2 separate regions of the Homo sapiens genome follow, and region 1 is linked to region 2. Evidence: chromatin loops called from intact Hi-C (ENCODE). Cell type or tissue: PC-9. All regions are shown on one strand. Links, peaks and the distances in the headings refer to the core of each region. The heading gives the core; the rest is flanking DNA.

Region 1 (4,000 bases), core at 1-4,000, 62 kb before region 2:
CTTGCCTGAAGCTTCCCAGTCAGAAAAAATAACTTTTATCCACAGGGAGAGGATTTCAGCTCCTTAGGGAAAAAAAAATTCAGACTAAAAATGTTAAAAAAGCAAAGCATCTCAAAAGTGATACATGGACTAAAAATGACATATATCTGGAGAAGGATAGAACAAATATATATTGAGTGCTTCTTAGGTGTCCTGCATTGAAATGATATATATGAAACATCACAATAAATTAGTTACCTCTCTGAGTACTAATTTCTTCATCTTATAGCTCTATTTTTATTGTATACCTCTAAGTTTGTCTTGAATTATAAAAATATTCGATAATAATAAAGAAAATGTATTAACCATGTACTCTGTGCCAGGTACTGTACTAATTATATTGAAAACATGCTAACACTGAATACAACAATACTCCCATGAAGCAGGGGTAGCCTAGAGAGATTGCACAAATGAGGAAGCCGAGGCTTCGAAGAGAGACTCATCCATCAGATGTCACATAGTAAGAGCGGAGCCAGTACAGTAAGCTGCCTGACTCCAAATCTCTTCCCCTGATAAATGCAGAAACGATAACTATGTAGCACTCTAATTTTTCTAAGCCTCAAAGTGGCAAATCAAGGGCTTCAACATGGGGTTTCCTGGCTCCAGGTCCACTGTAATTTCAATCTTTTTCCTTAACATGGCCTATAAAGTATGAAGCAGGGTCAAATGGCCAAGGAGGCTGGGCAAAGCTCTCTAAGGTTTCAGGGTGTTTAGGAGTCTCCTCTGGGGAGTGGCCCTTGGAAACATGAAGGCAAATAGGCCAGATCAGAGCTCGTGATGTAATGAGACACACTTCATAAATGGCAGCCCTGTACCAGGCATCTTGTCCTGCGCCATCTCATTTAGTCATCACTGCAATGCTATGAATTAGGTACAATTTTCTCTATTTTAGAGAAAACGGAGACCCACAAAAGTGGAATGATTCATCCAAGGTCACCTAGCTGGAATGTGACAGAGTTTCTATCAGAACAATAATTTCGTATCCATGTTACTGAAATTCCTTGAGGTCAGAAGCATATTTTGATATATTTATTTTCCTAGCACTTGTCATGGTGCCTGAAACATCCTCAACAATTGGAAGTTTATGTTTCTCTTTGACACTAACAATATTCATTCAAGAATATGCCTGGCATTATATTAGATGCTTTATAACATATCATTTTGTCACTGTTCAGAATAAGCCCATGAACTAGGTTTTAGATATACTTTTAAGAGGGTGAAACATAGAGAGACTAAGGTTAGGTCATTAGTACAAGATGCATGAAGAACTTAAATCCAGGTCCGTGCAACTCCAATACTGTGTGTTGCCCAAATCTGTGCACCTCTGCTCCTTGGAAGAATGCTGTGATCAGGTCTGACCCCTGGAACTTCCCAGTACCCACATCCTAAGTGCACTCAGCAGTCTGCCTCCATTGGCACTGTTCTGCCTCACAAAATGAGAACCCAGAGGATTCAAGGCAGGAACTGAGTTTGCCAAAACTTTCCAGGCTGTCTTAGTGTTCCTAGAGTCTGAAGTAAGAGTTATTGGAGCTTGGTGCTCCTTGTAAACTATTTTTATACCTGGAATGTGTTGGGAGCCAGCTGGCTGCTGCCACAGCTCAGATATCACCTGGCGCTTTCTTCTAAACTGGAGGAATAAATCACGTGGACAGCCAAGCCAGACTGTGTCTGTCTGGGTCTGTATCTGATAAGAAGCACTTGGCAACAAGTGAGCTGTATTTCATTTTCTGCAGAGCTGGCTATGTAAAAGGCATCAGCCAAGGGGATAAGAATCATCAGATTGCAAAACAGGAAGGTCCATCCAACCTCCCACTCTACAGGTAGAGCAACAGACCAAGAGCCTCAGGCTGACATATTGAGTTGCAAGATATGGAAATACATTCAGCTGAATGGAGAGTGCTGTATTGAAAATAGGGAAGGGAATTTTATGGAATCCACTTACAGGACAGACAACCAGAACACACAGAAACTGGGAAGTCCTCCCCCAGTGTTAGACATAGAGATACAGAGCTACAGAGACCAGCCTCATCCATGCCCTTGCCGGTAGCCCACATTCCATGATTAAGCAAGGTAGGGGATAAAGGCACAGTCCTTTCAACCTTACAATGAGCAACTCTGATGGGCAAACTTCACCCCAGATCACCTGCTGGGTTGGGTGAGGCTTTGTCAGGCCCCTAGGATGGCTTAACTTCTCCCTCTATCTAGTATTTCTTTTTCCAACTTCCTTTTCCATGTGTTGATCCTTAATAAACACCATGCACCCCAAACTCTAAGTATCTCCTTTGGACAACCCAACCTGCAAAACCCTGACTCTCTCTGGCCAAATGGTATTTTCTTTCTGCATTTCTTGGTTTGTCTGCTCTATTCAACAGTTCTCTTCCTTGTGAACTATCTTAGACTTTTCTTCTTGGGTATAACCCATCCTGGGACCCTCCATAAGGCCTACTCAGCAGCTGTGGCAAATTGTATTTTCCAAATTGACTACAGCAACATTTTCAATTCTACAAGTTCTTCCAGAAACTGGCCACCCCATATCAAGAGGCAGAGTCTATTTCTGGGCAGGGCTTTGTGACTGCCTTGATGAATAAAATGCAATGGAAGTGACATTTAATGACATCCGAGGCTAGGTCATAAAAGGAAGTATGATTCCACCTGCTTCTCTCTCTCTGGAGACACTCATTCTTGCAATCCAGCCACCATGTTGTGAAGAGGTCCAGACTAGCCCATGTGATCAGACCACATGGAAAGGTACTGAGGCTATCAGCTGACAGCTGGCATCAACAGCCAGACATGAGTAAATAAGGTTTTTCAATAATTCTAGCCTCCAACTTTTACATGTTCAACCTAAGACCCCAGATATAGTAGAACAGAAATAAGTTGTCCCCACTGTGCCCTTTCTAAATTCCAGACCCTCAGAATCCATGAGCTAAATAAATGGTTGACATACACTACTAAGGTAATTTGTTTTATAGCCAGGGGAAGAGAAATAGCCTTGAACTTCAGAGGACTTGGTCTTGTTTCCTACAGTCAACTGACTCCATCTCCAACTCTCAATTCCAAATTCCTTAGAGAAAGAAATCAAATGGACCCGGGATGGACACCAGACTCAGGTTGGGCCAGCAGCTTTGGCCATGTGGCCAGGAAGGCAGGTATTCAAATGTAACAGGCTTTGCTATTTGGAATCACTTCATTCATTAAAAAATTATTGCATGTACTATGCAAGTTATATGCTGGGTGACTACTGTGTTTATGGAAATGATTAAGATATTGTCCAGTCAGCATAAAGCTTATATGTAGATGAATCAGATGATAAACAAGAAAAAAATACATTCTTTTCCTAAGGTGGCATGTTGGAGTGATAGAGATTATCACTGGAATTTAATTTATTGGAGAGTCACAATGTGCCAGGGAGGAAAGGGCTATTACATATACTCCATCCAGATTCAGATTCAGCAAAAAAGCACTTATTGAACATCTATTATGAATCTCAGGGGCTATATCAGAAGGTATTTCTATACAGATGATCCTGCATGATGAATATTTGAACCTCTCAGCTTGTCTTGAACATAAGTCCAGAAGGGTGACATAATTGCTTGAATTTGGGCTCAGACCTGAACCTTCTGTGTACCATTTTTGTGATATCTCCCCACACCACACTGCCTCATACAGCATCCTCCAACATAGTTAAGAGGTGGAATGAGTCTGGTCTAAGATAAAGTAATACATAAGTACATGGGTTCTGGCCACAACCTGCCTAGATTCAACTAACTCTACCACATATTAGACACAGCTGACAAGGAGGCATTAAGGGACAAGTTTGGCCTCTCTGAGCCTCAGTCTCCTTGTCTGTAAAATTGGAAAATAATAGTACTGACCTCATTGAGCTCTTGCAAGGATAAGAGATAAAGCATATCATGAGCTTAAATCCTCTGTTATGACACACAGTAAGTGCTCAATAAAT
Region 2 (7,968 bases), core at 2,305-6,304:
AGGGAAATTAAGGATATTGGCCAAGTTCCCTCTTCAAATAAGTAGATCTGATGAACCCAGGCTACCTCAGTGGATAAGCACAGCTTTTGAAATTACAGTGAACTAGAATTAAATTTTTAGTAAAATGTCATGCCTCCCTTGAGAAATTTGAAGCTGGTGACTGCAGAAACTAAAGTGTTGTTGGAACCAAGAAAATGCATCTTGGTTCCTCCTTATAGTGAAGTTTCTATCATTTGGTCTTCCAAGGATGATAGAGACTGTGTGGAACCTCATATGTAAATACTAGTCTCATCTTTTAAAGTTTGAAAGTTTGAAAAATAGTCTGATCTTCAAGCAAGCCATTTAATAGCCTTGCCTTTTCAAGTTTAACATTTCTTGAAGAAAAAAAATAGTCCAGTGCTTGTTGCTTTTGGAATCTACTTCTTATTACTCACGTTTTTTCCTCTCCAAATGAAAATCATTTCACATTTTGGTAATGCCTCTTGGCAGCATTTATTGAGAGCAGTCAACAGGCACCTCCAGGATCCAGCATGACCTGGCTATAGAAGGAGGAGCAGGGCATGGGAAACTATGTGATTTTTTAACACAGTCATTTGAAAGCAGGAGAGGCATTGGGCTTAAAACAAAGCACACTGTGATCCTTGTGTAAAGCAAGCATAAAGTAATGCTAAAAAGCATGGGCTTTGGCACATTTAGACCTGCTTTCAGATCCCGGCTCTACCACATTTGCTATGTGATTTGGAGCAGGTAGCTAGCTTATCCTCCCTAAACTTCAGTTTCATCATCTGTAAAATGGAAATTATAGTAAGACACCCTTCAAAAGACTCTAAGAATTAAATAAATTAATGCATGTAAGATTCTTATCTCAGTGCCTGTCATAGTAAATACAAATATTTATTGAGTGTGTACTCAGGCCATGCTAGCCTGAGGAGAGGGGTCCCAGAAATGATTCAATCCCCTGCCTGGAAGTCCCATCCAAGTCCTTCTTCTCTAATCAGGGTATTCCTGATGGTGGCTGGTATGGTCCAAAAGACCACAGCTGTCCTCCTCTTCACCTATTCTTGACACCTGGCCTCTACCAAAACTCACCCCGTGCAACTCAGATTTCCATTACACTTCATTTCTGATGCTCCAGACCTCCCCCTCTACCCCAGACTGATAGCCCTCCACTCCATTCCACGTTCTCATAAACAGTCACAGCTCTTTGGCTGCAATGACAATACTCAAACTAGCTAAAAGAAAACAAAACAAAAACTGTCGTGGTAATAAAGGGGTACCTAAGCGCTGCATAGAATCAAAACACAGTGGGACTTCACAGAACATCAACAGGGACAGATACAGCCATGGGGCGTCTACTTCTACGTGAACCTGTTAGAATCTCCCAACCCTCTCTGCCCTCCAGTTTTCTCTGCTTAGTCACCACTCACCAGTGTTTCACTTTATCTTTTAAGTTTCTCTCAAGGACAATCTGGTTTCCTAAGTCTCCTCCTATGCATAATCTGCCTTTGAGGCAGGTGCCCATCCATACTTCAATAGATGGCCAGAAGGGCAGGGCATAGGACATAAGCATGGCCAGTCATGCCCTCTCCTTCAGCAGAAGTTTCATAAGAGGTTTAATGCTCAAAGAACAGGTTATAGGCTGTCATAACATTATCTGTGTTGACATGAGGCCATTAATCCATCTCTGGTTTTCACTTAGAGGGCTGGGGAAGTCTGTTGGGAAGAAAGAATAAAGCCAAAGGAAAGGGTGTAGTGAGATTGGGGTGTACTGGCAAGGAGGTTTGGTAGAGGTAAGAAGAGGCCCAGTAGAGTAGACAACCAGAGTTACTGCCAAGGGCCTGGGATCAGAGCCAAGAAGGAGCAGTGCAGTGTCAAGTCAAACAAGTGAGGCAGGCTGGATAAACAGAAGAACCTCACAAAGGTCGGAGACCAACAGGGTTAGGAGCAACATGGAACCAGGTATAAATACAGGTCAAGGAACTGGTTCAGAACTAAGTAGAGACTAGCACCTGTGTGCTGAATCTTACAAGGAATTTGGATTGTCTTGCCATGGTGAATATGCCATTTTAAGATGGCTGTTAGGAGCAGGTCACCCTTTCACTCCAACAGTCACTGTATACAAGCCTCTAATGTAGGAAAAGTACCCTCCTCTCAAGTGTATGAAACTCCAGACACTTGTGGTACCCAATAGCATCTCTAGTGGCTCTGCTCTTTACCTTGATTTCATCTTTCAGGTCCCCACAGCCCCCATCTCCCTTGGAACTTCACGTAATTCCCTGAGCTCACACCAGAAGACCATTTGAAAGACCCTGCCTTGGACTTGGCTCAGTCTATTATTCCTCGCTCACCACCAATCTGTATCCAAGATCAACTTTATGCACCCACTTGCTCCCCTTAGGTGAGTTCCTTTTCTATCCAGTATTTATACTTCCCTTCAGGATATAAAGTTGCCATTATTCCATTATTTCTCACTTCTTAGGATCCTGGCCCAGCGATCAGCCATCAGACCTAATGGCTCTAGTCATTGTCTTTCCTAAGAGCCGCCATTAGGTAAATAGCACCCAAGATGACCCCCGGCTCAACAGTGTGCCTTCCCATCTGCCCAACACTCCATGGTCAGCCTGGCCTCTCCCCAGCCCCATTCTTGCATTTTACACAACATCTGGACTCCCTTCAACTCCTCTTTGACTTGTTAATTTGACTAGCATATTTACCTAGGACCTACTCTGTGAGAGACACTACCTAGGCACTTTGACAGCATTTTTCTTTAGTTTCTAAGAGTTTATACTCCGTGGGAAGATAAAACCTCTAAATCAACTATTAAAATATAATGTGATATATGTCCTTACATAATGATGCAACAGAATGCAGTGAGAGTAAGGAATAATAGAATTTATCCCAGGCTGGGGCAATCCTGGAAAGCTTCCAGGAGAAGGAGACACAAACAGAATTTTGAAGAGTCATACTAAACTGACTACCTGAAGAGGATTGAGGAGGAAGAAGATGAAGAGACAGAGCATTCCAGGCAGAAGAACACTATGCTCAAAGTAGGAGACCCGAAATGGACTATCGTTTGAAGAACTACACAATTTTTCAGCTGTATGGCATTTTTTCCCAGGAATTTATACTCTGAGAGGTAGTGTTGGAGAAAAAGGTAAGAGCAGGACCTTGAGGGGTGACTACCCAAGCTAAAGAGTTTGTGGAAGCTATCTATTGATTTTAAGTAGGCAAGAGATACAATTGAATCCATGTTGACGAGTTCGACAGAAGACAAAAGTATTGTCCTGTCTCCCTCTGAATGCCACACTGAGAGACCACCCTTCTGCCCACCCATATCTGCTGTGGGGCCTCTGGAAAGAAGTACCCATCCATGGGCCAAAGAAGGCAGGAGGCTGGAAGGACTTGATTAGAGCAGGGGAAAGAGCAGTTTGACCTCCCGAATGACTTTGCAGCCTCTACTTTGCTGAGCACAGCAAAGAAAAATAAATCATCCTTCAAATGGCAAGGGTCAGGGCTTGCTGCAGGACTGCCTAATTAGGTGTAAGATTACATTGCAGGTCTGGTTACAGGAGGCCGACAGGAATCAAATCCAACAGCACCAGACCAGAACAAGCAAGATCTTGCTCAGAATGAAAACAGGAGAAATAGAAGGCCTGCCACCATCCCTTCCTAACCTCCCAGCTACCAAATTTGAGTAGCCAGATAATAAAGGATTTCAAAAAAGGGAGAAAAATGATCTCCTAAGATTTTATATTCAGTTTCATTTCTGATGCAGATCTCTGATTACTGACAGGTAAGTTATAAAAGAATCAAGAAAGTAGGAGATGACCATAAACAGCTTATTTGTTATTAAACATTACTGAAAAGTAATTGGCCGCCTTCTGTAAAGCATTGCACTGTCTACAGGATACACAAAAGTTATTAAGATATGACCCTTTCTCAATGAGCTTACAGCCTGATGGGGAAGAACAACCCAAAAACTCAGAACAAATATTTCTGTGTTAGGGGTTTTTGCTCTTATTGATAGAGTGGGTTTCAGTGTACATGGAGAGCACTCAGAATGTTGTCACAGAAGACATCAGTTTGAACTGAGTCTTTAAAATTGGAGTTTATCACATGATGAAAAGAGGAAACTGCTTACTCAAGAGCAGAGATATGAGAAAATACAAGGCATTTTAATGAATAACGAGGACTACATTCCCTTGATTCTAAGAGTTCATTCATTGCCAGTCATATCACTAAAAAATTATCTACTCATCATAGCATATACTTGTCCCCACCCATACAGACTATTTTCTTCTTTTATGTCACAAAGTGTTCTATGTTCAACCCGAAGATTCTTATGAATCATTTTTAGACATTAGAAGTTATGCAAAGCATAAGAATGACTCATGATTTTTTGTAAAATATGCTCAACATCTTGACCTCATTTATACCTTTAGGATTGACAGTATAAATTTTAGAAGTATCTTAAAATACCAGCGTTTCATTTTGCATTGCTTTTTTTTTTTTTTTTTCCTGAGACAGAGTCTCACTCTGTCACCCAGACTGGAGTGCAGTGGCACAATCTCAGCTCACCGCAACCTCCACCTCCCAGGTTCAAGTGATTCTCCTACCTCAGCCTCCCAAGTAGCTGGGATTACAGGCACTCGCCACCATGCCAGACTCATTTTTGTATTTTTAGTAGAGATGCGGTTTTACCATGTTGCTCAGGCTGGTCTCAAACTCCTGACCTCAAGTGATCCACCCGCCTAGGCCTCCCAAAGTGCTGGGATTACAGATGTGAGCCACTGCTCCAGGCCTGCACTGCCCATTTGATAGTACTCATAGATTTCCTCCCCTTAATTGGTTTATGCAATACTAGAAATTAACCTTCTCTTAGTTTTATTATATCTCTTGATGATTCATCCATTTTGTCTAAGTCAAAAAAAAATAGAAAGCCTAAACACTACATAACTATTAAAGAAATTGAGTCACTGTTTTTAAATCTTGTTGCTGCTATGAAAGCTCCAGGCTTAAATGGATGATTTTAATAAGTTCTACCAAACTCTCAAGGAATAATTACAATTTTATATAAACTCCTTAAGAGAACAGATGGAGGGATACTCTCAAACTAGTTTTATAAGATTAGTGCACTTTTTATGCCAAATCCAGACATGGATGATATGAAAAATAAAAATTACAGACCACTGCCACTCTTGGACAGAGATTCAAATATTCTAAACTCAATTTTTTCAAGTTGGTTCTAGCAATGAATAAAAAACATAATACAATTTGATAATGTTTCATTTATCTCAGGAATGCAAGTTTGGCTTGGTATCTAAAACCCATTGACATAATTAATTCATTTTACTAACAATAAAGAGAGGTTATCAACCCCAATAATATTTTTAATATTCAATAAAATAGAATAGTTTTATAATTTAAAATTCTTATAGAACTAGGAGTAGAGGAAAACTTTTTTAATCTGATGAAAGTTACCTATCAGAAATCTATAGTAAAGTATACTTAAAGGTAAAATGTTAGAAACAATTTGCTAGGAGAAAAGAACAAAACAATAATTCCCTATTCAATATTGGTCCTAACCAATGCAGTAAGTCAAGAAAAGAAATAAAAACGATAAGAAAAGGAAAACTCATAGTGTATTTGGTAATTTTCAATTGTCAGAAACTGAAAAAATATGCCAATTATTATAATAAGAGACTAAAGTGATTGATATAACATCAATATGCAAAAGTGAATTACAAATTAAGATTGAAGAGGCACTTGAAATAAGTAACCTTTGAAAAGGTAGCATCTATTCAAACATAAAATGCATAAAGTATATATTATATGTTGGGGGGAGATGTGTGTACATACATACAAGACCTCTAGGGAGAAAAGTGTAAAACAATTCAGAAAAAACTAATAAATGTAAATGTTTACTATGTTCATGGATAGGAAAAGTCAATATCATAGAGATGTCATTTTCCTGAATGTAATCTATAGTATCAAATTGTTTCAACCAAAATTCCAACAGGAAGTTTTTATGAAACTTAAAAAGATTTGTACCTAGATTATATAAATTTTTATCGGATCAGATGGCTTAAAAAGCTGTATATAGCATTAACACACTGAAGTAATACAGCAAGGATAGACTGACTGATATGACAGAACAGAGAACCCAGATACCATCCTGAATACATTGCAACTTGGTCTATGCTGTGGTTTGAATGCTTTCCCTAGAAGTTCCTGTGTTGGAAACTTAATCCCCAATGCAACAGTGTTGGGAGGTGGGACCTAATAAGAGGTGATTGGGTCATGATGGCAGCGCCCTCATGAATGAATTAATATTATTATCACAGGAGCAGGTTAGTTATAACAAGAGTGGGTTGCTGTAAAGTGAGTTTGGTTGCTAGTGCCTTTCTCTCTTGTCTCGTATGCCCACCTGCTTTTCCATCATGTTTGACGCAGCAAAAAGGCCCTCACCAGATATAGTCCTTCAGCCTTGGACATTCCAGCCTCCAGAACTGTAGAAAATTGATCTCTGTTTTTTATAAACTACCTAGTCTATGATATTATATTATAGCAGCCAAAAATGGACTAAGACTGGAAATTGGTACCAGGAGTGGCTTTGTTGCTACAACAAATAGCTGAAAATGTGGAAGCAGCTTTGGAACTGGGTAATGGGTAGTGGATGGAATAATTTGGAAGGACAGGCTAGAAATAGCCTGTATTGCCATGAACTGATGAATATTAAGGGCAATTCTGGTGAAGGCTCAGAAAAAGTCTGCAGGGAAAGCTTGAATTTTTTGAGAGATTACTTAAGTGCTCATAACCAGAATGCTGATAAAAGTACAGATAGTAAAGACCATTTTGATGAGATCTCAGATGGAAATAAGGAACAAGGTATTAGAAATTATTAAACTTTTGTGGCAAGAGATGTTCCTACGAAGATTCAGGACAGCATTGTTTATAATTTTAAAATATCAGAAATAGTACAAATGTTTGTCACAGGAAATGGATAGAGTAGGAATTGATGCTATAAAACACTGTGCAGCAGTGAAAATGAATGAACTATGGCTTCATGTATCCATGTAGATAAATCTCAAAAACATAATACTCAATAGGAAAAACAAGTCTCAAGATAATATACACAATATGACACCTTTATTATGGGCCCAGTATATAAATGTTCACAATATATTGGGTGCATACAAATGTAGGAAAGATGGCCTACTTAATAAATGGTTCTCCCAATGGTAACCATATTCAACTACCCAGAATTTATGTTTATCATTATGTTGCTTTTCATTATACCTTGTTAAGATATAACTAAGATATTATACATCTTAATATCTAATTATTAATATCTAATTAATTATATCAATATAAAATTAAGATATCTTATTAAGACATAATGAAAAGCAACATAATGATAAACATAAATTCTGGGTAATTGAATATGGTGACCTTTGAGAGAGAAGAGAAGAATACAGTAGAGGAGAAGCATACTGGGGGCTTCAAAAGAATTTCTGTTTCTAAAAGTAAGGAGCAATCACATGAGGATTTATTTTTCTTTATACCTGATATATACATAATACAGTCATTTCTATGAATGAAATATGTCTCAACAAGAAGTACTTTTTTGTATAAGCACCATACAAAATCTGAATATAGGTCTATATAAAAATATCACTTCTAATTCTACTATCCATAGGTAACTACTGCTAGCATTTTTAATATTTTACTCTTTATTTTATGTACCACTACATTGAAAATTTCTTTGAAACACACCTAAAAGGGTTGACTAGAAGCCTTTGTTAAATAAGAATTTGGCACTGGCATGACACCCAAATCTATCAGTGTAGGTCATAGCATTATAATGGGGATACCTTCTGAGAAATGCATCCTTAGGTGATTTCATCATTGTGCAAATATTAGTGCATTTACACAAACCTATAAAGTACAGCCTACTGCACATCTAGG

The links. A loop is a pair of places that touch in the nucleus more often than their neighbours do. Peaks named below come from ENCODE experiments on the same cell type or tissue, not always from the same donor. Only the 100,000 strongest peaks of a DNase experiment are listed, where the experiment ranks them.
Region 1: a loop joins it to region 2, with 6 times the contacts of the local background. A loop is called at or near these places in 1 of 110 quality-filtered maps.

The regions. Positions count from the first base shown.
Region 1 is chr1:55,692,235-55,696,234 of GRCh38, reverse strand. No RefSeq gene overlaps it. Among named protein-coding and RNA genes, the nearest start is that of LINC01753, 250 kb to the left of the region's middle. In PC-9, for the core only: no CTCF peak of the experiment used is centred there; a DNase peak (open chromatin) is centred at 1,784.
Region 2 is chr1:55,628,615-55,636,582 of GRCh38, reverse strand. No RefSeq gene overlaps it. Among named protein-coding and RNA genes, the nearest start is that of LINC01753, 310 kb to the left of the region's middle. In PC-9, for the core only: no CTCF peak of the experiment used is centred there; a DNase peak (open chromatin) is centred at 4,352; H3K27ac peaks cover 2,085 bases.